Regions from separate parts of the Mus musculus genome. Here all the other regions are linked to region 4. A link is a loop called in an ENCODE intact Hi-C map of the cell type or tissue named here. Cell type or tissue: left cerebral cortex. All regions are shown on one strand. Region 1 has its middle 78 kb from the start of Gm46937. Region 2 has its middle 75 kb from the start of Clnk. Region 3 overlaps Clnk (cytokine-dependent hematopoietic cell linker). Region 4 overlaps Hs3st1 (heparan sulfate (glucosamine) 3-O-sulfotransferase 1). Region 5 has its middle 670 kb from the start of Gm35380. Region 6 has its middle 12 kb from the start of Clnk. Region 7 overlaps Gm40293 (a long non-coding RNA gene).

Region 1 (4,000 bases), 480 kb before region 4:
GATTCAGTCCAGGAGTCCGTTTCTGAGCATGCCCAGTTTAAGGGTATAGCTTCAGAAAGATTACAGACACATTTTGGGACATGCTTAATTCCAGATCATGGAGCCCATGTTTGAAAGGTTCAAAGGAGAGAAAGGAGAGTGATGTTGTAAAGATGGCAGGCTGACATGCCCCTGTATAATCTCTGGGTTCTACAAAATGGTGTAGCTGTATCAAAGAAAAGGGTGCCTAGAATGAGCACTTCTGTGATCTCCACAAATGATTGCCCATCACGGTTCTCACCACCTTCTTTAGTGGCTTATCTGTGCTATTTCCTCCCACACTTCACAGTACAAGTTGTTAGTGCCATGAGCTGTGTTTTGTGTATGTCATTACATACAGAGTTAATTGCAATGCATTGGAGACACATCTGTACCTCCCACTTTAGACAGTGCCTTGACTGTCACTGGGGTTGTGGGTTAACAGTTTCAATAAATATTTAGAAATATAGATCCTGAGCCTCCCTGCTGTTATTTGGTGGCTTGGGCCAGAGCTGTAACTTAAGCTGCCGTACCCAATCTCCTGTGTTATAGCTAAATTTAGGACATCTCAGAAATTTTCTCTAATTGGTACATATTTCCAAAAACACAACACAATGAAACAGAAACAAAGACTGAGGGAAAGGGAGCTAGTGCCTTCAGTTCTCTGTAGATTGTTCTCTAAATTATATGTAAATGAACTCTAGTTTTCTAGGTGTGCATATTTACAACTTTCCAGAGGCAACAGATATTTCTGGATAAATGATGAAGGGATAAGGATTTGGGTGCTTAGTCGACAGTATGAACACCTGTTTCCTAGTCTTCTCTCCCTTAAACATGTGGTAACACTTTCAATGGTAATGGTTTCTAATACATACAGCCTCTAAGGCTTATCTCTGAATACATTATGCAAAATTTTACTGCACTTAAATTCAATAGTCTAAGTAAGCCCTTTTCTTTCTCCTGTCCTGAAAATAAAAGATGGAGGTCATTAAGTAATCTCAGGTTTATCTAAGGTTTTAGAACAGTAACAAACACATATGAATGTGCACACAAACATGTATATCCACATAGATATACTCATATTTGCACACACATATGTACACACACATACATACCATCATGAATATACTTATAGATGCTCTCATATATACATACACATGTGCACACATACATGTACCCATACATACACACACATGTACACAGTCACACATATACACACTCACAGATTACACACTCCAATGTATAGACTCCCAAGAACACCCACAAGCAAGCTTTGAATTGTTCTGAAAGGATGCTTTTATCATTGGCTTACCTATGTTGCTTTGAGTATTTGACATTGGATTTTCTGGTCTACGAGCTAATTTTTCCAGAAGTAAAAGTAATAAAACCATCACAATGTATTTTTACATTTTAACATCCATCTAATCTCTTCAAGCACATTTGGTTTTAACTACAATGCACAGTAAGTTGCCTGTGCTGAATGGAATGTCCTTTCTCCTTTCTAGAAGGTGAAGGATGCATGGGAATCAAACAGACTACTGCGACTTGGGGCAGGAGAAGATATGAAGAAAGATCTGCCTCGCAGAAAAATGCTTGCTCCCCCCACCCCCACAGAGCGGTGCAGAAGAGAATTAATGTGTGAATGTATGAAATGAAATGCATATGGAACAGACTCCTCATCTGAATTTTAAATACATATAACTAGTGCTTATCCTGGAGAAGGAACAATTTGGACAGTAATTTAAAAATCTACAATATAATCTCAAATAATGCTTATTGTTGGTCTTCTATTGGTTTTCTACATTGCTGAGATAAAATACAGGACCTTCTTGGGTCAAACAAGTGCTCTGCCCTGGGGTTTATTGCTGTTTGTTTGCTTGCTTCTAGATCAAAGCTTCCTCAAAACTTGTGATCCTTCTCCCTCAACCTCCCAAGTGCTGGGATTACAACTGTGAACTCCTTGACCTTTGATAGAACACACTTTAATGTGATACCCAGCCATGTAGTAGCTTCAGAAAATTTCTCCAGTGCTTAGATTATGTGCAAAGTGTTCACTACATGAACACCCAGAGAGGCCCATGCATGCAAGATGGATTCTGTTGGGGTACTGGCCGCTGACCCGAACCCATATTCTTCTAAGACCATGATGGTCCTCCTGCTGTTACTCTGGACCATATCCTGAGACAATTGCCCTCAGACCCCAAGGCTTTAGGGCAATTCACTCTGCTTTGTTTCAGCTCCCCTTCAAAAGAAAACACTAGGTTCCTGGATATTGAATGAGTATATGCTTGGGTTTCAGGTTTGAGTGTTGACCTGCACTTACAAATAAAAGATTTTCAGATCACTCACTTTCTGTACCATAAAAATGGAGAGATACTTTCTGCCCTATCGTAGAATATGTAGTGATGGGGAACATAGGTAGCCCCTGATATTTTTATGCAAGCTATGTGTGTATCAACACCAAAGCCCTTTCATGCAACCTCCCCCATGGTTGTGGGGTCACTGACATTGCTTATGAGGTATGGCCACAAGTATTGTGAGCATACAAAATAGGCCATTGATTTCTTTTTGGCTCTCCAGAAATTAATTCAAGCTCTGAGCACTTACTGGTTCACACACACTGCAATTTCAGGCCTCAGGCAACTCTTTTTGCAAAGCCCCAAATCTGCAACCGTGAGTAGGAATCAGGAGGAATCTGTTGCCATCAGTATGGCATGAGTGTTCTGGTGTGTGACAAGCAGGGGTGCAAGCTGGCCGGGCAGGACCGACAGTTTGCTCATCTTTATTTGAGGTCACCACAGCCTCCTTTATCATAGGGTGCAGTGATACCCTTAAGACTTTTCAGACAGAGCCAGAGTCCAGCGTTTCTTGCAGTATCTCACAGGGGGCTGGCAAAGTCATATCCACATTGACCAGTGGTTTTCTTAGATGTGAAATGGAAGACACAAGAATAGAGCAAGGTAGAATGTTTTTTCCTTGTCAAAGCATTGCTTGAAATGATATTTTCTTCCTTTTACAAAGAAGTATTTCTCTGCTTCCTATCACTTCATTAAAGGTGAAGTATGGGAAGTTTCAAAGGTCAGATCGATGAAGTTGCCTTATCAATACCCTGATAGGGAATGAAACCAGTTTTACAGCTGTACCAAGGTCTGTCTCAATGTCCCCTCCTCCACTGAGTTGAGCTTCTCCCCACCCCCAATCCTGTGGTAAGAGGCCCAGTGCATACATCTGTTTCCCTGTGACCATTAAATAGACAGTCATCTCTCTAGGAACAGGCATACCTTTAGTCTTGGCCTCTGCTATTTTTGACCTTGGAGAAGCTCTTTAACCTCTCCACCCTCCCACCTCCTGTTTGCAAACCTTAGCTCACAAGAGCCCCTGCCCCAGAAAGATGCTGCCAGGTGTGCAATCTCATATGGAGTTACTGTCACTGTGCTTGAGGCTTAGATAGGGCTGTACAATCACGACATTGCTATTATGTTGTCAGTGTCATTAGCAAGCTGCTCAAGCTTGAGGGGGCTCTCAAAGGTCAACTCCCTTTCCCTCACATTTCTTTCTCTCTCTCTTTAGAACTAGGAACAATGAGCAGAGATTTCCATTTCATAGAATGAGAAATTAGTTTCAGATGAGTCCAGGGACATCACGCAACATGCTCAGTTCTTAAGTTGGAACATGAGAAGAAACACTAAAATACCCTTCGCCCTCTGCATACAAACCTCCTTACCTGTGGCTGTTAACACTTAACCCTCAGTGCAACACTAGCATCCTCATATCATGCTCTGGGCTTTTAGAAATGATTCCAGCTTGAAATATGTCATGCGTTGGAGAGAGCATCTGCCACAGGTATTCAGCTATCCTTTCTAAATCTGGCTGCATATCCAGTAGAGCAGGAGCCTGAGCCACTACAGCAATGAACTCCAGTGCTCCTTGGAGAGCTAGAAAGAAATGAATTCATTTTTATTTGAAATACATTTTGCCCCAT
Region 2 (4,000 bases), 690 kb before region 4:
CTTCTCATTCCTCTTCCTTTTTTGGAGACAGGGTTTCTCTGTATAGCCCTGGCTGTCCTGGAACTCACTCTGTAGACCAGGCTGGCCTGGAACTCAGAAATCCACCTGCCTCTGCCTACCAAGAGCTGGGATTAAAGGTGTGCACCACCACTGCCCGGTCCATTAAATCTTCCTTAGATTTAAAAGTTATTGTCATAAGCTCTTTCTACATCCGCTCTAAAGTGAAGGGTCTGGTGGCAAAAAAAAAGTAATATGAAAGTATTACTTCAGGCTCTGAAGTACAACATGTTGCTTCAGTCACCTTAAAATGCACGCTTACCTCCTCAACTTGACTTTAAAGGCAGGCAGTTTTGGCAAACCGCATTTGAAGAACTGGATGGGGTTCAGATAGGTTAAGATTTGTCTTAGAAAACCTAGCCAGCCGTAAAGCAGTAGACATAGAAATGAAACCTGGGTCTTTTATTCAATCACTACCAACTGAATTAATTTGACTGTTTAGGAATCCCCAGACCCTCAACTTCATAGGCAAACAAGAATTGACTCCAGTCTCCAAAAGTATCCTGCTGAAAACCTAGCAGTTTCTAAGCAGCTAGAGGCTGTAAATCTTAGGGTAGATGTCACTTTGCAGCCAAGTGTATTTGTTGTAATTAGAAGTCCCTAAAGTTTTGAAGGGCTCTTTGTTTGCTGAGCCGGATATTTTCTCTTGAAAGGGAAAGAAGACATTTTTTACTCAGCGTGGTTTGATGTCACTGTTTTCCTTACCACAGTGAGGTAGTGTCCCAGAGAGAACATTTCTTGGCTTCTCATTCCTTTCTCCCAGGACTCAGGATTCTCTCGTCACAGGGTGCCTTTTAGCTGCAGCAATGGAAAAAAAAGCTGTTATTTCGATTAAAGCATAAAATGCATCTTGTATGCTGAGAAGTATTTTCCCCTAAAATGTCTGGAGTCCTGGGCAGCCCTCTGGCAGGTGACAAGCCTGAGGGAAGGGATCTCTGCCTTGCTGGAGGGGCCCAGCCTTTGGCTATAGGCATTGGTTACACCCAGTGGTGGCTAGAAGCTCTCTCTACAGGAAACGGCTTTGGCTAGTGAAGGCATAAAGCTCGCTTTAATGACACATTTGGTATGGAGCTGCCTAAGGTCAGACTGTGGCAAAAGAAGGCAGCTTTTCTCATGAGTTCCCAGGAAGTGATTCCTGCCCGTCACCAAAGGCAATGGGGGTTGCGGGAAGAGATCTCACCGTGACAGGGCTGCCTTTTAGTTCTTAGTTTTACTCTGATCATAAAAAGTGAGTGAGATGTAAAGTGAATAACTGAAAAAAATAAATTAAATAGAAGAGAAATGTGAATGTAAAAATGTATATTTTTAAGTTGAATATATATATATATATATATATATATATATATATATATATATATATGGACCAGAGGGTGGAATGGGGTCTGAACAGTGCCATCTGCTGCATGTAGAGGTCCAGCTAGAAGAGGAAGTGAAGTCTGGTAGAGTTCTTTGAGGGGCTAGAGGGCAGGTAGTGCGCATCCCCACAACACCCCTTTCACTATACAGCAAGCATCTCTAGTGGTTGCTAGTGCAGCAAAGGGCTTCAGCTGGAACAGTAGTCAGGGGTTTCCAGATCTTCAGATCAGGGATTGTCAAAGAGCAACTAAAAACAAAATGTGAGATTTAGAACACTTTTGTTCAACTATTATAGATAACTCACCCTCAACCCACAGAATTACCCCTGGTGCTAAGTAATTCTAACCACTCTGTGTGTATGTGTTTGTTCTTGATCTGAAAGGCTCAAATATTCAGATTTAAACTCAGATCCACGCCACTCCACACATTTGTCAGTCACTGTGCTTCATGGTTTCACCATCTTACAAAAGAAAAGTGCTTTCTTCCATGATTCAATTAGACACTTTGGCATGCCCTAAAGTTAAAAAAATGTAGTTCATGTTTTGTATTTTGTATTTTGTAATTGTATTGCATTTGTTTCCCCAAACCACTGTCTCCCCTCTTTCTAAAACTCATCTTAACACTGTGATGGGAGGTGAAATCTCGTGATTGGCATCATTCATTATTCATCTCAGCGTTTATATGGTGAATGAGCTAAGTTCATAGGGATTGGCAGAGTGGCACTGAAAGATGTAAGTGAGGTCCACAGCCCCATTGAGAAGAGGTCAGAGCTAGACAAAGGCTTCCATAGTACACTGGGACTTAGTGCTGGGAGCTTTGGAGACTTTAAGGCAAGCAGAGGAAACAGTGTCTTTATTTGGATCATGTGGTTGGTGATCCCTTCTTCAAGGCTGTGACATTTCACTAGATTTGAATGACACATGAGAGCATATTCCAGGGAGATGCATCTGTAGGCTTCACTTCAGTAATTGTTTTGTGACAGAAGACTATACTGCAAGTGCTGCTGTTTGCTTAAGGACTGAACAGTGTCTTGGGAATCTTTGTTCAGAAGACGATGTCCTGAATCTAGATGTAGCAAGATCATGGTTGCAAGATGAGATGGCTATTCTTGGTTGTCAACTTGACTACATCTGGAATGAACTACAATCCAGACCTGGAAGCACACTTGTGATCCACATCATGAGACTGGAGACACAGGCTTCTAACCCAGATCTGAACATGGAGATCTTGAGGCATAGTGGCCATGAAAAGCTTAGACCCCTGTAAGGTAGTACACACCTTTAACCCCAGGAGACGGAGGCAGGCAAATCTCTGAGTTCAAGACCAGGTGGGGACAAAGCAAATTCCAGATCCAGGTATGGTGGTCCATTACTTTAATCTGGGCCACACCGTCTGCTGGAGGCCCACATAAGGACATTGGAAGAAGGAAGACTCACCGTTCTTCACCTGCTTGCACTTATTTACCAGTGTATCTATTTAGAACCTACTTCTTCAAGAATCCAGCTTATACAGAAGACCAGGTGACACAATTAGTCTCATGAGTTTGAGCAACTACTAGATTCTTGGACTTCCCATTCACAGCTGCCCATTGTTAGATTAGTTAGACTCCAAACTGTAAGTTGTTACAATAAATTCCCTTGATATATAGAGACATTCCATAAGTTCTGTGACTCTAGAGAACCCTGACTAATGCACAGGATAACTATGCCTGCTATAGAGAAGTACTACGTAGAAGGTAGAAGTGACCCACTGAATTAGTTTAGTATGAATGAAAAATCCTTTTAAGTTGGACAGTTCCAGAGAATCTTAGGATGATTCTGGGTTTACCTTTCTGTAAGAAGACATTATATGTTTATGGCTTTATGGGCCTTAAGATTTTCTCCTCAAGAACTTCTGCTTGCCTGGGAGGCATGGAAGTACCCATGGCAGCGGGTTGGACAAGCCAGTCTGACATGGCCCAATAAAACTTTATTTAAACACAGACTGTAGGTGCCTGGTCCTTGATGATGGAAACTCCTTTGGAGGGATTCCTATGTGGATGTCTGGAGTCTGGATGGATGTCTACTCTCCCAGATAGGCTTTACAATTTATCTTTGGCTCCACCTCTTTGCTTTCATATCTTCATTACTACTACCTGCTGTGTTCCTGCTCCAAGCCAAAACTTCCTAATCTAGCTTCTCACCTGTGCTCTGGGCTGACCAGTCTATAGGTAGCCATATTGAGGTCCTTTCTAAACCAAGAGTAACAAGATTCCAAGTTGGGAAAAATGAGTTAAGGGGCAACCAGAAGGTATCAACCAGCACTAAGAGAAAATGTTCATGCTTCAGAACATGAACTTCTTGAAGGTTCTGAAGGCTCTTGTGTTTCTGGTTCTAGTTTTCTATTATGTTAGCCAAATTCTGGAGAGTTCAGGACTCTGGGTAAGGATAAAAGGATGAGCCTGCAGGTCATAAGCCCATTCAACAGAATTTCACAGGCCGAAGTTTCAAAATAAATGTTCTGGGTCTGCTTTGTCAACAGAATTTCTGAAGAGCAGGTATCTACAACGGAGTTACTATTGTGAATCTGTTGCCTGTCCAGTGTATGG
Region 3 (4,000 bases), 860 kb before region 4:
ACTTGCCACTTGAGGTCTGCTAGGTTGCTGGCTACATGGTGCTATCTGTGGCCACAAATCCAAGTTCTGGTCAATGTAATTTAGGCAGCGAATCAACTCACAGCTTCCAGGAGCCTTTCTTAAGTTGTGACTCACTTTCTTATCTTCCTCTAGCTCTGGAGTGCACAGGCGTCATTATTGTGGGCTCATAGGGTTCAGGCCAACACAACTGAAGGAGCAATAAGATTGGGGGAATGTTTGGAATCACCAGGGCTCTCAGAAGCAGAGATACCCACAGGCCTTAGGCAGGTTATTTCTGGATTTGCCTTACGTAAGTAAAGAGAAATATATAATAACTATTTCTCATGGCTGAGTCTCTGCTGAAGTTTTTACATGGCTTGCAGCCTTCAATGTTTTAGCTCCTTAGAGATGTGAGCTTTGGAGTTTGCCAGTAACATAGTAGAGCCCCTAACCAAAGAAGGGAGAAAGGCAAAAATGTTTCAATGGGGGCTAATGAGATGTTTTAGGTTCAAATCCTCACCTGTCACTTTCTAACCATATGGGCTCAGGCAAATGCCCTCTCTTTCAACCGTGGTTAACTGATGTTACCCTGTGGAAGGGCTCAACAGTATATATCCCACATGGCTGCTGAGATGTTTTAGTCTATGTTATCCCGGTAGAAACTCACAGCTTCGAGACAGTGTGTGATTTCTTGGCTCAGTGCCCACGAACCATGTGTTGTCTTCTGTGTTTGTCTTTTCAAGTTCAGCCCTGCAGCCAGGAGTTTCTCACTCAGCCCAAGCCCATAGTCCCGCTGACCTTTCACAGAGATTCCTCAAGCCGGCTCCTCCTCGGCAGTGAAGCTCAGGGATTAGTGGCCACTAACTTCTGGTGATCCCTTTGGTAAGGGCCGAAAGACTGAGGTTAAAGTTGTTTGCTGTACAACCCAGAGTGCATTGTGGGGGGGTGGGGGTGGGGGCTGAGTTCTTCTCTGCTGCCTTCTTGCCCGCCCATCTAATTTCTCTTGGGCCCAGTTAATCTTACTTATATGTGAGTACAATGAAATCAATCCTACGCAAGGTTATAAGATGCCTGGCACACGAGAGAGAGAGAGAGAGAGAGAGAGAGAGAGAGAGAGAGAGAGAGAGAGAGAGAGAGGGAGAGAGAGAGAGAGAGAGAGAGAGAGCGCTTTACTGGGTCTTCCAGCTTTATTTGCTCATCTGCAGCCCCTTTGATACCAAGAACTGGCAATTCAGAAATCTCAAACAGAGAGAGAAAGCTCTCGCTGGAATCTGGGGCACAGACCCAATGTTCTCTGGAAAGGGGCCCCCTTCCCTAAGTTTTCATCTCTTCTTTTATAACGCACATTTCCTCGTTGGGTCGGTCAGACTTTAATGGTTTCTTTCTCTATTATTGTGGCTGTCCCATGGGCCAGGGGTAAAACTGGCTGACTGCTTAGACAGACGAATGAATGGGTGGGAAGGAGAGGCAGCCTACCCACACTCCTAGGAGCTCTTCAGGAGTCCTGGACTAACAGCGTGGCTGTCTAGACCACCGACAGAAGCTTCTAGATACCTGGAGCTTTCTTTCCTGTCTCTGTCTCAGCAAGTGGTTCTCTAAGGCACAGTCTACAGCTTCCTGCACTGGAGTTACCCTGGCAGAAGCCCTGCTTCCTTGGATGCAGCAAAGGCCAGCCAAAGTATAAACCCCAGGGCGGGCTGTGGACTGTGGATTCTTCTGCTGTGCTTGAATCTTGAAGGCAACTCCACAAACTGTGTTTTGCGCTTCCAGGAATGTGGCGAGAGCCTCACTCCGGCTCAACTGTCTTCTTGATTTATTCCTATCCAGTTAGTGTTCTGAAGTCTTGGGAGACTAGGGTTGCTAGCCTGCTCATTTAGCAGTTGCTGCAATGCATAGAATCTGCCAGCAGAGGGCACTAGAGGCCCACATATTTTGTACCTGCTGGTTTGGCTCCCAGTCTTAAAAATCTTTATTACTTTTTCTTTTTAAAGTAGGGGGGATATGAACTTTTAACACTGGTTACCTTAGAAAACTAGAATAAAAAACCCCAAATGTTTTCCCCAAAAGAAATTTCTTGTATCTTTAATAGAATCAACAAATATCTTACATTTCCTCATCCCCAAGCCTATAGAGACTTAGGACGGAGGGACACACTTTCCAAATAAGGTAGTCACTTGTCCACAATTTCATTCCTTAGGCACAGGAAGGAGATAACTCATGAGTTCATCTTGTTGGGCAATGTAGCACCATGCATGCCACTGAGGGGCAGCTACATTGACCCATCATTCACACGCCACACTGTATCTGTCCATGGAGGACTTTGTTAACATTCAGCTATTGAGACATTGTTTCTACTATATAAAAATGGATGTTTCTGTGGAAGGAGTTATAAGATGCAGACATTCAAAATAGAAGCAGTGTTGCTTCACTGACACAACTGATACAAACGATTGGCTGCAGACATCTTCACACTGACACACACAGATACAAATAGAAGGATATATACAGACACCCACACTGACAACCACAGACAGACAGGCAGACAGAGAGACACACAGACACACAAACAGATAGACATACTGACAGATACACACAGATATATAGATAGAGACACAACACAGCAGTGTGTATCTTTTCATATTGTGAACATCCTGTGAGACACACACATACACATACACACACACACACACACACAGCCACTCTTCACCATATGCATCAGTATACCTATTCACACTGTGCACACTCTTTTCTTGCCTGCTCCTTTATGAACAAGCTGTCAACAATTTCATGAGCACAAATGGGCTTCCCCCAGTTAAGGCTGCAAAGCACCCGCTCTCATGGATGACCTACTATGTTTTTAACGAAAACATAAAGAAAACATAGGGCAAACATAGGGGAAAATGCAAGCACCATAAAAAACCTAGGGTGTGTGTGGCTGTCTTGAGAGGGCCATTCTCCTGTGTACACCTTCATGTGTGTCCTTAGTTACTTCAAGTCTGTCAGAGTGTTTCAGACATTCCAGTGGCCTGTGATAGTACCTATGTCTGGGCAAGCCATTTTTTTTTTAAATCTCTGTTGATTTCTTAAAAATCTTTCTTTCCTTTATGTTTCTATATAGCTAGCTACACTGACATGGCTTCCAGGTTACCAGCTCATGTATCCAACAAACAGCTTTATTGCTCTGGACAAAGCCCCTTCCAATGTCCTAGTCTCTTCCAGGATTCCCGTGGATGATGGGAGAGGATGAAAGGTGTTGAAAAGATTGCATATTTGAGACCAAAGACTCTAGAACAGTTTGGAGGCATCCACCTCAGAGGACTCATACCTGGAGGGGAACACACCAGGGCAGACGGAGGGAAGGAGGCGGATGCTGAGGATCATCCACTGGTTAGCCTCTCACTTCACTTTGGGACCTTGGCTTTTGTGCTACTGTGTTGCAGCCCATGTTGGGTGCAGGGTGCATGCCGTAAGCTGACCCGCAAGGCACCTCTCCACACCAGGTACAGAGTTCTCTAAGATTTGCCCATTTCCTTGACATTTCTTCTAGCCCACTGTTCCATTTCTCTCTTGTTTCAAGCCTCACATCTAAGTCCCAATTTTCTAGTGGAGTTCTATGGGATTTCCTATTTTTCTATTGCACCCATTTTGGGGGTGGGAGAGAAACCCGTCAAAGAGAGTTTAGTTGACTGGGTGCTAGTGAGTAGCTCAGATCTGTACCTACTTCACAGAGGAAGGAACTTGGGCTCAGAAAGCAGCCCTCTGCTCAAGGCTGCACAACTAATGAGTGAGCACTGGGATCCCCACACATCTGCAGATTTGTGGGCCTGACAGACCGGCTGTGCTCTGGGGCAGCTGGAGGGAAAGGCTGCAAGAAGTTGGTGCATGTTACCGGGTGCCATTCTTGTCAGTGGAAACACAGCCATCTGAGATGAGTGAGTTTTCTGAAAGCTAGGCTAATGTGTTTTCCTGGCCTGTCGTCCAGAACTACATTGGAGTGATG
Region 4 (4,000 bases):
CACACTCAGGGGCCACACAATTGTCTTAAGAAAGACCAAAAGATTTGAAAAAAGGGAACTGTGACGAACGAGGCTTATCTCTGAGATAAGCCCACTGAGGACAGCTAAAAACACTTCCCACCTTTGACACACAACCTTGCTAGTTTATCTGACTGCCTGGAAGTTCATCGGGAACTCAAAATATTTTCTCATCTCCTGGACAACTGTCTATCAAGAAAAGCTGGGTAGATTTGGAAGATGGCCTCTAAGGGTACAATCATCCTTCATACTTTGAAAGAAAAAAAAAAACAAAACTAAAACTAAAAACTTTGCTCTCAAGAGTCAATGCAATAATACTTTTTAAGAAAAGTTAGTGTCAGTCAAAGAAATTGTCAATAAGGAGGGAATCCAGGCAAGGAAAAGAAGTGGGAAGGTACACAGGCAAGTTATTTCTGGCACAAATGTATGCACATTCACTGTTCAATTAAAAAGGCACTGGGTACCAGTGTTCTGAGCAGGAATTCTCCACAAGGACATCTTCCCTAAGCCCCTCCAGAGATCTGGTGATCCAATCCCTTGTGACACTGATGCCTTCCACCTTGGTCTGTAATATCATTGATTGGTTTGGTGGTCCATCACTATACCTAATACAAGGTCTGGTGCAAGGCTTGTGTTCAGCATGCCTACCCATCAATTAAAACAAGTTAGGCCTACAGAGAAATATCAGAGATTAATTTGAAATTTCGGAGTCCAATCAAAACTCCATATTCCCACACTGAAAACCATTTTGTGTCAGATCATGAAACTTGACATGGTCACACTGAACTAGAGCCCAGGCTAACTGCCTTAGGCCCCTCAACTTACCAGCAACCCTGACTTTTCATCTCACACTTCCCTGATTTTTGTTTCCATCCTTAGCATATACCAGTCTAAGCAGGAGGGATTTTCATTAGTTCTCCCGCTTTGTCTTCTACTAGATGTGCACAGTGGTGAGGGCTTCCATCTGTTTTATTCCCCACTGTGTCACTGGCAGGAAGAACAGTCAGTAGAGCGGGGTTGGAACTCAGCAAATGAGTTAAAGGTGTAAATGGGATTCTAAAACTGCTTGCAGAGATAAAGACCAGTGACATCCCGAACTGGCTGAAGCAGATCACGAGGAAGGAAGTGACTATAGCATCCATACCCCTTTCCCCACATTCCTGTTGTGGCCTTACAGGTAAGATCTTTCGTGAGAGTCACATTCCAAGCAAAGCTTCCGTCTATCCCAAGCACTCAGAAGCCAATAGTCTGCAGGTCTGTGGGAGAGCTCCGAGGTCCCTTTATAGGAAAACGCTCTGCACACTCACGTGTGTTATTTAGACATGTTGAATAGGCTGCTAGAAACCGATGTCTGTAAATTTTACATAAAACTGTTAACCTGTCATTTATATTAAACATTAAACAAACCCTGGCAAGGTTAGGTCATAGGTTTCACTAGCAACAGAGTGTTGGATCTGAGCTGTAGACCCATGTTTCAGTCCTATGCAGGCTGCTTCTTGTCTGGCAGCTGAAGGTACTGTCATTTGCGCCCCCTGCTGGAATGTTACCAAAAAGCAGGCAGTATGCGGAAGGAAAGAAAAAAAAAATTAGGAAAGATGTCCTTTGGGATCTATTTCTGTTATGTTTAAGCCTTTCCTTCAAAGAATAATGTATTCATTTTTCTAGTCCTCTCCCGGTAGCACATAACTATTGACAAACTATGGCCCAGTAAATATTATTCTAACGGCCTGCAAAAGCTATGGACTTAATTCCCTGTGGGTGGAGGGAGCTGAGAAGGCTTCATGCCAGAGGCAGTCCTGAAGATGGATTGTGGAGGCTGTTTGCATCAGCTGCTTAAGATGCTGCTTAACGCAGACACAAAAAGTAAGCTGTCTGAAGACTCGGTGATGCCTCTAGGATCTAGGGAGATGCCGAAAATCCAGGCTTGGAAAATGAGAAGGAATGAAGGGGACCAGACTCCAGGGATCATGTCAAGATGGTACCCAAGGAATAGCTCCGCTGGGAGCACATCCTGAGACTTGGATGCTGCTGCTGACGCCAGCCACTTGATCCATGACCCAAGTTGATGATAAACACTCTACAGTTTCTGTGTCCTTACACTTCTCCCTCCAGATTCCAATTCCCTGGTGGGATCATTTAACTGAGTTCAGGGCTACAAGATACAAACTAGGAAAAGAAACTCTACCTCCAACTAGGAGCATCTCTCTGACCAAGACAGTGGAGATTCTATATAGAAAAAAATGATATTTGGTTGCTGGGTACCTTCCAGACACTTAGTGGGACTTTGAGTGGTGATGGAGGGAGAGCCCCCCCCCCCCCAAAACAGTACTGAAGTCTGTAATGAGAACACATAGATCTGAATTTCAATCTGGAATCCTCTGTACCTTCAGAAAACTGACAACGTTTCCTAATCTGCAGATTCGCAATTGTTAAAATAGAAATTATACCATCTGCTCTTTTGAATAGCTGTGAAGATTCCGTTCAATCATTCATTCACTTTTCCAAACCCATCTTGGAAAATGCATTAAGTGTTTGATACTGAACTAGGCTCTAGGGACAAATTCTGAAAAAAGAGAAAAATGAAAGATAGAAAGGCAAACACTTTGTGCAGATGACCAACTTAGACAAGAGAGACCACAAAACTGGTTATGCTTCACTCTCCCCCAGCTGAGTCACTGTCTTCTAACTTTTCTCTGTTTTTGATTAAGCAATATTGTCCTTCCCTACAAATATATCTACTTAAGACATATGTACACACTAAACTTAAAAGTAAAACTACAGCAAAACACTTTAAAAGACAAGGGATGTAGGTCCATTAGTAGAGTACTTGCCTAGCACACTGGTTTGAACCACAGCACTAAAATAACTGGATGCTATAGTTTATGTCTATAATCCCAGCACTTGAAATTAGGAGCGGGAGAGCCAGATGATGTCCAAGGTCATCTTTAGCTACAGAGCAACTTGGAGGTCAGCCCAGGATATATGACCCTGTCTGAAAACAGACAAAGATGAAAAAACAACTCTAAAAGTTAACGCTGATCCTGGAAATTGTAATTCTTAGAAACAGTGAGGCTCAGAGATGACGTAACTCATGGAGAGTGCACATAAGATGAAACTTATTTAAATCTGCCCTCATTTTAGGTTTAGTGGCTGTGATGAACTCCGATGCAGGCACACCCCAATTACAATTAACATGAACATTAAGTAGATATAAAATATAAAAGCCAGAAAGGCAAATTAAATAATCAAAATTTCACAAGTGTTTTGTAGTCAGCAAAATGTCTTTTAGGTGTATTTTATCATTTCCTCTTAATCATTCTCCAGTCACTAATCTACAGGAAAGACTAGGAGACGAAGAGAGAGGAAACAGTGGGCCTAAGGTCATGGGGACAGAGGCTGGCCTCATCACAGCCTTCAGTCTCTTGCTTTCTTGTTTAAGAAAGGGAGTCTAGATAGAAAGCAGATGGTTCCATGGCTAAGTTGGGGACTGGAGAACTGCAGTGTTCATATTTTCTAACCTCAGATGAAAAGTGCTGTCTGTCCTTCTGTAACACCTTGGAAGACAGTTCACTTGTCACAGAGCAGCCAAAAAAGTGCTACACTCCTCAGCTCAGGCTCTGGAACTGGTGTCTAGATACTCATGGCAGACATAGGTTATAACCCATTCAGGCATCCCATGCTTGACTATCTTTGCCTCCTTACCCAGGAGAGAACGGGACTCAGTCCTGTCAGTGGCTGTGTGACACCCAGAGTGCAGGTTGGGTCTCAAAGAGGCTGAGCAGCACATACCAACCAGCTCATCCCTCCCCCTCCTCCCCCAGCCACTCCCCTTCTCCCACCTGCTTTGGAATCACCACTGAATTTTAACTTAAGACAGGAAAAGCTCCTGTGAATCTTCCCCCTTCCGAGAATCCCTGGGATTTTTCAAGGCTGAGAATTTCTTCTTTTGAGGATGAAAACACAAGTCCCAGCTATATAGACG
Region 5 (4,000 bases), 1.3 Mb after region 4:
CGTGGAAAACCACATAATAGATATAATGGAAACAGTGATGGTCTTGACTCCTCTGAGCTTCATGGGTAAAAGATACTAGGGTACAAACTGCTGTACCTATGACTTCCAGCACCTACACAATTCTGACAAGCACAGAGCAGAATCCTGGTTCTGTGATGAAATAAAACTAGGTAATGCTGCAGGGGCTCTCAAATTTATAGTTCATGGTGGTCAGTCTAAATATACTGAGAAATTTTCTATCCTTTTATATCATTACTAAAGAGATTCTGGGCAACGATTCAGTGTCAAGATGATTTTTACATTCCAAAGTATATTTAGCAATATTTAAAGCAATTTCTACTTACACAATTGGGTGAGTTGCCACTGATATATCCTGAGTATAGAACAGGGGTGTGAATGAACATTCCACAGCATTCTATACCTCCAAAACAATAGGATGCTTACCTCAAACCACCATTGTATCTGATGGTTGGAAATTTTAGACTATTATATTTCTGAGGTTCTCAAATGACAGTATTACAGGAACTCACTTGCTATTCTCATTGGGGAAACATTAAGCTAAGTGTGCAGCATGACCAAGGTCCAGCAACTAATTGTCTTCTACTCACCAAGAGCAACAGAAAAGGAAGTCACCAACAGAGAGAGGGCTACCTGATAACTCATTTTAGCTTTGACTTTAACACAAATATATTAGTTATAGAGCCCAAGGTTGAAAGTAGCCCCTTTCTTGTTTCAAAATGGAAATCATTTTCATTGATTGCCTATAAATTTTAACAAGGCACGAAATGTCATAGTCCTCATGAGTGGTTTTATATGTCAATAACTTAGTCCAATCTCAGTCACATTTTAATAAATATAGACATCATGATATTGGAATAGTTATTTAATCACTTAGGCGTTTTTAAACACTGAAATATTATTAGTTACTTCATCAGAAATTGGAATTATGGGTTATTTTTATTACTAATTGATTTTCTGAACTTTCTAATTGCTTTTACAATAACTGTGTATTAAAAGCTATAAGGCTGACAAATGCAAATATTTTACTATAGTGTAAGTTAAAAATAGAGTAAATTGTGTAGAGTATAAGGATTCATTTAATTTTGTATTATATTGATTTCTGCTTGGGAAATTTACTTCCATTAAGTATTATATGCACTTCTATCTGGGCCATAATCATGGGGCTGGAGTGTACAGTTCTGTGAGATTAAAAACGAGCTTACAAAACGTAACTTTGTCCAAACCAATTCAGTTGTTTGAAGGGCTTCCCTCCTCACAACTTTTCTGGAGTTTCTCTGCAACCCCTTAGACAATTCCTATTCTATCATATTGAAAAATAACCTTGTCATTATTGAATATAATACCCTTCACACTCCTGGTCTGATAAATCCTTGCTTGAATGCCTTTCATTGGGAATGGATGTGTGATATTTTTCCACCAGGATGGGCTGTTAGTCTGTATCCCTGGTTGACCTGGATCTTATTATATAACCCTGTGTAGCCCAGGCTAGCTTTAATATCCCACCATGCTTCAGCCTCCAGAGTGTTGGGATAATAGGCTTGCACTATCTTTCCTGACTTTACAGCTTGAGTTTCTACCCAATATTTGCCTGTATTATTATTCTGCCCCAAACCGTGTGGTTCACAGTCCAGGTTTTACGGTTATTCAAGTATGAATTCCTTATCACCTGGAGCAGCAGCTTGCCTATGGTATAAAGCAGTAGGCACTTATTGGTTTGTATAATTCTGGCCCTAGAACTAAGGTGCTAACTGATTGCCCTCTTCTAGAGTTGAGAGGGGTGGTTACATGTTGGAAAGACTGTCTGTGCTTAGCAGGCACACTTGTGTGTAGGGTTGGTGACCTCTGTTTTTAATTTACCTGATTTGTCCACAGTATCGACTGCGGGTTTTCTTTCTTTCTTTCTTTCTTTCTTTCTTTCTTTCTTTCTTTCTTTCTTTCTTTCTTTCTTTCTTTCTTTCTTTCTTTCTTTCTTTCTTTTTTTTTTGTGAATAATTCTTTATTTACATCTCAAGATCAAAAGTCATTCACATTAAAGGCCTTCCTACGCATACATTTATGAGCTGCACTGACAAAATGCTCAGGAACATTAAAAATCCATGACATGAAAAATGTGTTGCATCACAAGGTTTTAAGATGAACCAAGAAAATAAATATGTAGCTCTGCTCTTGGGAGCAGCGGTAGGCAAACAGCTCGACTGTTGCTGCACAGTGCTTAAGGTTGCCGCCAACAGGTGCTGGGGAGAGTCATCAGATCCGTGAGCTATTCATGCCATCTACAGGCCACAAGCTGTACTGCTAAGAAAGGCCTGCAGCCTGCTGATTAGAGGAAGTTGAGTCATACTTACACATTCCTATGCTAAATTGATATCTAGTGGATGCAACTGAACAGATTATTAAAATTGCTTCCCATGTCTACTGCCTTTACCCTATCTTGTCTAAACTCCCTATTTCATTAAACCTAAAATGGTAATCTTGTGTTTTTCATTAATATGAATAATTTGCTCTCTTGCACTCTTCCCTTTATAGTTATGTCTATATATGTCTACCTCAGGAAAAAGGCCACTTCCTACAGTCCATGAGATCTATCTTATTTATTTGTGTGTGTTTTCTTGACAAGAATATTGTCTGGTATGTGATAAGAGAGTCCATAAAGATTGACTCATGAATGATTCAGGTAATTAATGAATAAATGAATAAAAAAATAAATGAATAAATAGCCAAATGACATGATACAATGATTATGTTTTAGTATATTATTCAAAATTATTTACAAAAGTCTGCACAAAAGGTTGTATCAAACATATATGATACACTAATTTACTTTCTTATATGTATGTGTATTTCTATATATACAGAAAGAACATAAGCATATGCATGCATAGTCAATGATTTTATGGACTCAGATGCTTTGTAACTTGTAAAATACTTGATTATGACCTACAATTTTATTAAATTCACATATTTAAAATCTTAAATTCACATATTTATAACCTTGTAAATTCACATTTAAGGTCTCACTCTGACATGTTATGAGACAGAATACTTTGCAACAGTCGTTCCTTCTGTAAAGTGCAAAAGGCATCAAGGCCAGAGTTATCCCTTTTCATTTGTTTTGTCCTTTCAGTGATTGACAGGAGAGATCTTGACAAAGGAAATGAAAGCCAAGGAAGTAATATTTGCATGGTGTTATTATGGGGAAAATAGGAATTTAAGACCACTGTTGTTTGTTTCTTTTTAGAGACTAGAATTCTCTTATCAGTTTTCTTTCCATTAACACAAGGTTGAGACACATTTTCAGTTTCTATGCTTAATTATATTTAAAAATTTGGTGTTTACTCATTGTGCAACTAGTCTTGTGCACCAAGCACCACATTTGGTATTTCTGAAAGTTATCACATTTAACCTGAGACATTTTTTGATATGCCCATGTCATGTACTATAAAATTGAATTCTGGGGAGATTATCTTGCAATGTCACCTTGCAGGAGGGACACTGTCACACCAGAACCAGCTTACACTGGGAAGAGGTAATGCCCTCAGTGGTGTCACCTTGGTAGATTTAAGCCAGCCAGGGTGGAAATATGCACAATATATAAACAGGCAATCCTCTGTCCACACCACTCTAAGTATAAGCAGGTACCAGGTACATACTGAAGGAAAACTGACCCTCCCACTGGCAGGAGGTACCAATTGCCAGCTTATGTACTCAAATGAAACCAGCGGCCATTCTCTTGTCACATTGGAATTTGGTCTGGCCTGAGCTCACATGGGTCTCATGACACAATTTTTAGAATAACTGTACCATGATAAATTCACAAATAACAATATCACCAAGTCAGTTTTTTAAAAAGCACTCAAAAAACGTACCTAGTCCCAAACTTTATGTGTCTCAGTGAATGTTTATATACTCACAATGGCCATTCTAAAGGAAAGTAGCTTCTTTTGGGATGTTAGTCTTCCAATGTGGGTCAAATTTCTAT
Region 6 (4,000 bases), 750 kb before region 4:
AGTTAAATAGATTTTCCAATTTATGCTAAATAGTTTGAATATTAAGCTATCATATGCTTGATGCTCGGTCTCAGATGAAGGCACCACTCTTGTCTTGAGAGATTGCTCCATAGGGTTAGGATACTTCCTCTAATCATCACTGGGGGTTGGGACAGGTCCCATTACAGGACTATTGGAAATGGGTAACAGTTTCACCTGGGAAGTATCAGCGATTCTGGGGCATGGGTTGCACAGGGGTAGGGGGAGGGAGTGAGCTATTGGACTTGCAAGACTGCTGTTTTATTTGGCTGTGCTTGAGTCTAGCACATTCTAACAATGGGAGCAAAAAGCATGAGAATGTGTAAAAACAGCTTGATAATGATTCTGATGGTGTTGATGAGAGAAAAGACAGAGCAACAAAAATTGAGTATAATTAAAGACTGGATTTGCCAGTGGCACTTTGGCTTTGGAGTCTGTTATGCATTAAATTGTGTCTCCAAAAAGATGTGCTGAAGTCCCAAGGCTGATTGTGTTAAATGTGATCTTTCAAAACCAAGAGTCTTTGTTGATATCATAAAGAGAAGATGAGGCAATGAAATGGTTCTTGGACAATTTGACGTCTAAAATGAGGGGAAACACAGAGCTATCCAAGTCAAATAAGGCTGTGAACATGGAGACAGAGACTGGTATATGTGACAAGTATCTCCTTATCTAATGAATGATGGATGAGACCAGGAAATATCTCCTCCTGGATAGTTTGGGAATTCTGTAGCCTTGACAACACCTTCATTTTAGACTTCTGCCTCTGGAATATATTTCTTTTGGTGAAAACCACCTGGTCTATGGTACCTGTCACAGAAGGCATAACAAATGAACCCAGACTGATTTGCTACTCTGAAACACCACTTGGAAATTAGATCCTTCCTTCCTCCCTCCCTCCCTCCCTCCCTCCCTCCCTCCCTCCCTCCCTCCCTCCCTCCCTCCCTTCCTTCCTTCCTTCCTCCCTTCTTCCCTTCTTCCCTTCCTCCTTTCCTTTCTCTCTTTCTTTCTCTCTCTTCCTTTCTTTCCTTCCTTCCATCTGTCTTTCTGTCTTTATCTCTCTATCTTTGTTTTTATATTTCTTTTAGCTGGTACACAGATGAGGTTTATTATGAGGCTCTCACATATAAAACAAAAATAACAACAACAAATCCCAATCACACCCTTAAAGAACTCAGATATAGATGCATTCTGCAAAGGGTCTTCAGCATCTAGGGTATATACCTCCTTTTTCCCTCTGAATATTGCAATCACCCTTGGCCTCGTAGAGCTAGATACTGCATTTTCTTGGTAGATACATCTGTTCTGTTCTGTTTGTTTGTTTTTGTTTTCTATTTTGATTTTTGTTTTTGTTTTTAAGAGCTTAGATATACAGGTCCTTGAATCATAAACTCAGATAGGACCTGGGGTGCACTTGAACTCAGTCCTAACTGAGCCAGACCCTCATCTACTTCATATAAGTTTCCATGCTAAACTCAGTGGCCTCCCTATGCCTGTTTGTCTACAAGCCAGTCTTAGCTTCAAAGGATCTTTCGGTCTTCTCGAGACTAAAGAAAGAATTGAGAGGCAGGATAAAGTCTCTTCTTCATCATGTCCTCAGGAGTTTCTTTCACCTCAGCCTAGCCAGCTCAGCTTTCCAGTCATAGAATTCTCCAGTCCCTTTTGTGTAAAGAGGTGAAGTTGGTAGACGAGTTGTTTCTCTTGACCAAATACCCAATAAGAAGCAATGTAAGGAACAGATGATTTATCTTGGCTCTCAGTTGAGGGGATACAGTCCATCACAGAGGGCATAGGATGAAGGCATGAGATAATTGAAGCTGTGCCAGTGGGAAATTGTTTACATTTGGGTAGACCAGGAAGCAGAAAGTAGAGGATGCCAGTGTTCAGCAGACTTTCTCATTTTTATTTAACCTCCTTCTCCAGCGTATGGGATGCTGCTGCCCACATTCAGGGTAGGTGTTATTTCCTTAGTTAAACATCTTCAGAGACAGTTCTGTAGACATTCCAGAGAACTGTGTGTCATCCTACATGATTCTAAATTCAGTCAAGTTTACAATGAAGATCAATCATCACAGGTCAGAAAGGTGAAAGAAGACAGTGGATGGAGTAAGAGAGTCTGCATTATTTAGGATACACAAACCCTTTTGTCTTTGCATTGTTTGGGCCTTGGCCTTCTGTATAGACAAGACATAGCTCTGACTGCAGTCAATATCTATCTGGGCTTTGTGCTGTACCCATTTCACTCCTACTTCATAGTATAATGTCCACGGCTGGACCATTGAGCAACAACCACAGACTGGCAAGTTAGTACTGTGGCAAGACACAGAGCAGGACCCACAGCCCATGTATAAGCAAAATGAAAGTTAATTTGGGGAGCATTGAATTCTATAATTTTGGCATTGAGAGATTTGAGCTATCATCCTTTCATCCTCTAGGAGGACTCTTTGGGACATAGTGTCTTATCAAGACCTAGGAAGATGACACCACAAGATTGTGAAGTGGAGCAATTACTCAGGTAAGATACAAAACAGACAGCTCAGTGTCATCTTTTTATAGTGACCCATCTTCCCCCCTCAGTCTAGCCTTCCTAGGACCTTGTTGTAAATCAAGTATCCAGCCATAGTGTTTTAAACTCTATTTTCTGGTAAATTTAGGTTTGACTAGTCTCCCTGTAAGTTGTTTTGTCATTCAGACTAACTAGGTCACTTGTTAAAAATACACATTGCAGCACACCCCAGAACAGAGATGAAAACCAACATTTCAACTTTAGAGCCCTTGTATATAAGATAAATCCTTCTAGTGATTCATATGTACTTTATAATCTAAGAACAAATGCCCCAGTGTAGGGTAGACTGAGGAAGAAGGGCCGGATTTGTGAATAATACCTGACATTTTATTTGCCTCTAACAGCAAAATCTCTAGTTTGGAGTAAGAAACTTACTTTCCTTCCCTCAGCCTATGGGACATTTGCTGCCCTCACTGAATGAGTGTTTCCAGATACATGTGAGCAACAATAATGCTTGAAGGAGACCACTTCAGGAGGAATTCACCGACCATCCGGAACTGCCAGGAGTGACTTCAGAGCATCCATGCGGAACCTTCTAGACATTGGCCCGAATCTGCTCCCACCCTGAGGTTATCCATGAAGAACTGCTGAGGAATCCAAGATCGTTGGAGCTCAAGAAGGCAGGAGCTCCTTGGCAACTGTGATGATGTTTTAACACTCTGCATGGCTGACCTACTTTGGAGGGCCCTCAGGAGCTGTCAGGTATCTCGGAAATGCTATTCCATCATTTCTGTTGGTGAGCAAAAGAAGTCATTGATGGTACTTACAGGTAAAATGCAGTGAAAACGCAATTATGGTAGGGAGTGGGGGAAAGAGTGAGAGTTGAAAACTCACTTCCATCACCTTTCCTGAAATCACACCCTCCAAAGTTCAAGAGCCCCACAAGAATGGCTCCTCATTCCTGAGAACACGCCTTAAGTGGCCAGAGGGGGACATTGTGTACAGAGAGAAAACTTTGTTTTTTACTTTTTCTCTTTCTCTAGTTCTTATCTTTCTTTCAAAACTAGCTAAATCTTGTAGGTATAGAATGGACTAGTTAGTTGCACAGAAATGGCTTCACAACCCACCCTAACTCTGTACTGTCTTGAGAACATCGAGCAAACCACATATTCCTTCTCAAATTGTTTTTCTTTATTGGAAATAGGGTTTTCTTGCTTCAATTTTGTGAGTTGTGGCAATAAGATGAAGCTAATTACAAAAAACTCATTGCATGTGATATGATTTAAATACATTATAAATAAATGTGGGGAATTGCAGGCTGGTCTCCAGTCGAGCTGAGGTCTGAACCCTGATGGTCATAATTCACCTACATGACATGGTAGGTGTTCCCTCATGCTCCTGGAACTCCTGCCCCTGCCTAAAGTATCACCTCCTACAGCCCCCACAAGAGAAGCATGGTCAATAGTCACCTAAGCA
Region 7 (4,000 bases), 430 kb before region 4:
TTCCCGTTCTCCTTGATAGACTTTATGTCTACTCCTCCTGATATTTCATGATAGCATCAATTAAATAACAAATGAGCATAATAAGAATAATAAGAATATTAATATCCATAAAAAGGCTTTTGAGATTTTAGAATCTGTGATTTACAAGCAACTTATTATTTACATAGAAAACCAGAGTATTTGATGATTAAGTTGGAGGAACTGCTTGGTGGTTTCTTAAAGAACTCAGTATGTAACATGACTATGGAGATCATGTGAGATTTCCACAAAGGGAAGTGTTTCCATGGTACAGCTGACAGTCTTCAAGTGCTATGCCTGGAGTGGCACCTTTTACAGAGCATGCATGGATTCTATGGGGGACAGACAGGGTCAGGGAGGGAAGGTGGAACATTCATTCGTGATGTAGCACTGTACTCTTCTCGAGGTCAGTGAAGGAGAATGATAGTCCTGTCACAGTGCCAACAGGTGGAAGAGCAGTATGAGCTACAAATTCCAGCTATTTATGCAACTTTAAACATCCCAGTAGCGGAACCTAGAAATTAATACAAAGGTAGAGGTAATTTAATAATCTGTTTCATGTTCCTTAAACATTCAATATATATGATCTTCCTGTTTGGAATCAGTTTAACAATGGAATATTTACATATTTATTTCTTATTAGGTATTCAAAATATATGTTTATTTTATACCTAATAGCACAGATAGATTAAAACTAACTACATTCAAGTGCTAAGAAATAGCCTGTGGCTGGTGGAGACTGGGCTGAATGGCACATCACTACTGTGCTGTTAGGAATGGCTTATTTTATTTTATTTTATTTTATTATATATAGATGGGAGAGGAAGCACTTCCTAAAGACTTCTGCAGGTCATAGAAGAGTTGCAGGACACTCTTCTTGAGAGTAGCTGAGAGCTTAGCCTCCGTGGGTAGGCACCGGGGAAGCTGGCTTTGGAGACATGCAAGGAGCCTGTGGGTATCTTCTTCCTCCAAAGCCTCTGTGCATCGCTGGGTGCATCAAAAACTCCAAGTCTCACGTGCTCTGTGGTGACATCACCCAGCCTTTCATTCTTCATCTCTAATTCTCTGTGCTTGGGATAAAAGATGAACTGAAGGTTAGATCTCCTCATAGGGAGCTAAGGTCAGCATCCTCTCATGAAGCATGGCAGTGTCAAAGTGGGGTTCCTTCCTCATTAGAGCTATGATGGACAATCCAAAAGGAGAGGTGAAACTAAGACTCATATGGTATAGACCAGCAGATTGCTCAGAACTGAAAAGGATAAGTTTGGTGGCTTCCTTCTATACCCATCTGCCAAGACCAGAATCAGCAGATTTATTCAATTTCTAACTTGAGATAAAACACACATGGAAAATGTTTAGGGAATGTTGAAACCACAGTCTTTATTCTGGGCTTTCACTCTTCCCTGTAGTAAAAAATATATGAATAGAACACAAAGTCCTCCCTTTCATCAAACTTGCAGAATATATCTAAAACAAAATGCAGTTCATATATTTAATTATGTTCAGGAATAATATGGATATGATATAGATATGGATTTCATACAGGAATATATAGGATGACAAAAACACAGGAAGGTGGGAAGTAAGAGTGGAGAAAAACCTTTAGCTTTGTGGGCAGAGAGCATCTTGGAGAAAGTGACCTTTGGATGGAGATGAGACTAAAGATGAGTGTATCTTCGGGTGAGAGTAGGCAAGGAGGAGGCAGTGAGCAAGGCTCGTCATAGGAAGGAGTGAGCAGGATGGTGACAGGAGTTACAGGGAACCATGCAGTGCTGGATTGACTCAGAAGATCGTAACTTACCTTGATTTAGTCACTGTGTGGGATAGTAACACCACACACTATTATTTTGGCAAGCTCAACATGGCTTCTTTGAGGAGACATGGATGCCTAAAACTAGTTCTTCAGGCTTTTGAACATTCAGAGGAGAGACAATGTTGTGATAAAGGATAGAGATACAGGAAAGAGCAGAGAGACCTAAGATCATACAGCAATGGCACCAGGCATGAAGAAAAGAGTTCAGACTTTCAAGTGATAAAGCCAGATTAAGGCTTTCACCCTTTCTTTGCCAGCAGTGCAGTCTGGTGACTCAGGCCAATTTTGTGGCATTCCTTCTTGGCTTCAGCTAAAGCCAGGAACAGTGGCTGCCTTTTATAAAGATCCGAGTTGTTTCTCACCATTTCGATTTGGATGGCTGCAAAATGAAGCATGGGGCATTTAAAACAGCAGCTCTGTGGTTCTTTTTTGATTGTGTGGGTTGAATATGTAATCTGTGCTTTCTGATGAGAAGTGTCTGGAACACAAAGGTAACCTGAAGGTGGGGCTATAGGCCATCATCTGGCCCTGAGCTGTCAAATAGTCTCCATCCTCTTGTATATTACAGTATATCTGTGGCTACTTCGCCCCCCCCCCCAGAAAACTTTTCCAAGCATAAGGAAGTATGAACTTCTGAGCCCCAAGGCACCACTATGACGTGGCAGTGTTACCTCTTAGCACATTCCTGGTGCAAACCTCAGAGGAAGAGGTGAATATGGCCACAGAAATCACAGGAAACAGGTCAGCCCCTGGACTAGATATGGGTCCTTGGACAGTCCCCAGCTGTGCAATTCCATCAACCCAGCAAGCCACTCTGCACATTTGACTCTTCATACCAAGTGAGGATCACAGTTATAACAGCACATAGGGAGCAGACGTTGTTTTGAGACAAGGTCTTGCAGCTCAGGGTAGCCTAAAACTCAGGATCCTTCCGACATATCCTTCAGAGTGCTATAAGTATAGGTATATTGCACAATGTTCAGAGCACATAAGAGTTTTTTAAGAACACAATAAGCTTTACTTATTTGCATTTTCTCTTTGTATATTTTTAGTTAGTTATGGTCAAGAATAGTTGGAAATTACAGAGCAATATAGTAAGATATCTAGAGAAAGACACACAAGGGAGGAAGGAGGGAGAGAAAAAGAGAATGAGAGAGAAAGAATGAGGGAGAAGAAGAGGGAGAGAGAGATTTTGGGTTAGATTATTTTAATTGCAATTTTATTTTATAATTGTTTGTCTTTAATGTCAGTTAGTGATCTCTGTGCTGGGTTGAATGTAAATTGTCTCCAATAGACTCATGCATTGGAACACTGAGTCTCTAGTCAGTGTTTGGGAAGTCAATATAATTGGTAGGAGGCAGAGATTTGCTAGAGGAATTATGTCACTGGGGATGGACTTGGAGGTTTTTAGTCTTGCCCTACTTCCTATTCTTTCTCTAAGCTTCATGCATATGTGAAAAAATGTAATCAGCCAGCTTCCTGCCACCATGCTATGCCTTCCTCAACATGGTGACATGTAATTCTTCTGGAGCTGCAAACCAAAATAAAGTCTATGTTCTTTAAGTCACTTTTGGTCATGGTGTTTTATTACAACAACAGAAACTAACTAATATAATCTCTTGCCATGATGCAGGAGTCTTGGAATGTACCTCTCACAAATAAGAACAGACTGCTGTCTTATACGGGATGTTAGCAAGAAGTGAATACGCTCTCGGTAGCTGACGCTTTGTGTAGGGGTGGGTGGTGATCTTCACAAAGCACAATCTAAGTGAGACATCTCAAACCATCCCAGAAACAAGAAATGCAAATTAGAACTATTTTGAGGTTCCACTCATCCCAGTCAGAAGAGCAACAAGCAAACAAATGACAACAAATGCTGGCAAAGATGTAGGGAGAGAAAAACATGTATCCGCTGTTGGTGGGGGTATCAGCTAGTGGACCCACTATGGAAATTAGCAGGGAGGTTTTTCAAAACACTAAAAATAGAACTACCATATGACCTATCTATACTGTTCCCAAGCAGAGGCACCTAGAGGACTCATCTGCATATTCATATTTATCAGGGCTTTATCCACAATAGCTAGGGAGCAGAATCAGCCTAGCTGTCCATCAACAGAGAAATGGATAATGAAAGTATATACTCACAATGGAATTTTATTCAGCTGTAAA

The links. A loop is a pair of places that touch in the nucleus more often than their neighbours do. Peaks named below come from ENCODE experiments on the same cell type or tissue, not always from the same donor. Only the 100,000 strongest peaks of a DNase experiment are listed, where the experiment ranks them.
Region 1: a loop joins it to region 4, with 2.4 times the contacts of the local background. A loop is called at or near these places in 2 of 42 quality-filtered maps.
Region 2: it touches region 4 in a loop (3-fold over the local background); 2 of 42 quality-filtered maps call a loop at or near these places.
Region 3: a loop joins it to region 4, with 7 times the contacts of the local background. A loop is called at or near these places in 39 of 42 quality-filtered maps.
Region 5: a loop joins it to region 4, with 3 times the contacts of the local background. A loop is called at or near these places in 4 of 42 quality-filtered maps.
Region 6: it touches region 4 in a loop (3-fold over the local background); 4 of 42 quality-filtered maps call a loop at or near these places.
Region 7: it touches region 4 in a loop (4-fold over the local background); 11 of 42 quality-filtered maps call a loop at or near these places.

Annotation. Positions count from the first base shown.
Region 1 is chr5:39,158,211-39,162,210 of GRCm38, forward strand. No RefSeq gene overlaps it. Among named protein-coding and RNA genes, the nearest start is that of Gm46937, 78 kb to the left of the region's middle. In left cerebral cortex, no CTCF peak of the experiment used is centred here; DNase peaks (open chromatin) are centred at 1,621 and 1,953.
Region 2 is chr5:38,950,046-38,954,045 of GRCm38, forward strand. No RefSeq gene overlaps it. Among named protein-coding and RNA genes, the nearest start is that of Clnk, 75 kb to the left of the region's middle. In left cerebral cortex, no CTCF peak of the experiment used is centred here; no DNase peak of the experiment used is centred here.
Region 3 is chr5:38,780,126-38,784,125 of GRCm38, forward strand. All of the region lies in intron 4 of Clnk (cytokine-dependent hematopoietic cell linker), which reads right to left. Among named protein-coding and RNA genes, the nearest start is that of Gm22779, 82 kb to the left of the region's middle. In left cerebral cortex, a CTCF peak has its summit at 1,901 (motif pointing right); DNase peaks (open chromatin) are centred at 235, 699 and 1,896.
Region 4 is chr5:39,638,110-39,642,109 of GRCm38, forward strand. All of the region lies in intron 1 of Hs3st1 (heparan sulfate (glucosamine) 3-O-sulfotransferase 1), which reads right to left. Among named protein-coding and RNA genes, the nearest start is that of Hs3st1, 4.5 kb to the right of the region's middle. In left cerebral cortex, a CTCF peak has its summit at 1,560 (motif pointing left); DNase peaks (open chromatin) are centred at 1,115, 1,560, 1,813, 2,897 and 2 more places; H3K4me3 peaks cover 2,903 bases; H3K27ac peaks cover 1,283 bases.
Region 5 is chr5:40,950,822-40,954,821 of GRCm38, forward strand. No RefSeq gene overlaps it. Among named protein-coding and RNA genes, the nearest start is that of Gm35380, 670 kb to the right of the region's middle. In left cerebral cortex, a CTCF peak has its summit at 2,307 (motif pointing left); a DNase peak (open chromatin) is centred at 2,288.
Region 6 is chr5:38,886,884-38,890,883 of GRCm38, forward strand. No RefSeq gene overlaps it. Among named protein-coding and RNA genes, the nearest start is that of Clnk, 12 kb to the left of the region's middle. In left cerebral cortex, no CTCF peak of the experiment used is centred here; DNase peaks (open chromatin) are centred at 1,947 and 2,791; H3K27ac peaks cover 457 bases.
Region 7 is chr5:39,212,962-39,216,961 of GRCm38, forward strand. Gm40293 (a long non-coding RNA gene) reads right to left here. Exons shown (of 4, transcript XR_868387.1): 4 at 215-532. Among named protein-coding and RNA genes, the nearest start is that of Gm40293, 92 kb to the right of the region's middle. In left cerebral cortex, a CTCF peak has its summit at 2,316; DNase peaks (open chromatin) are centred at 1,235, 1,791, 2,193 and 3,519; H3K27ac peaks cover 812 bases.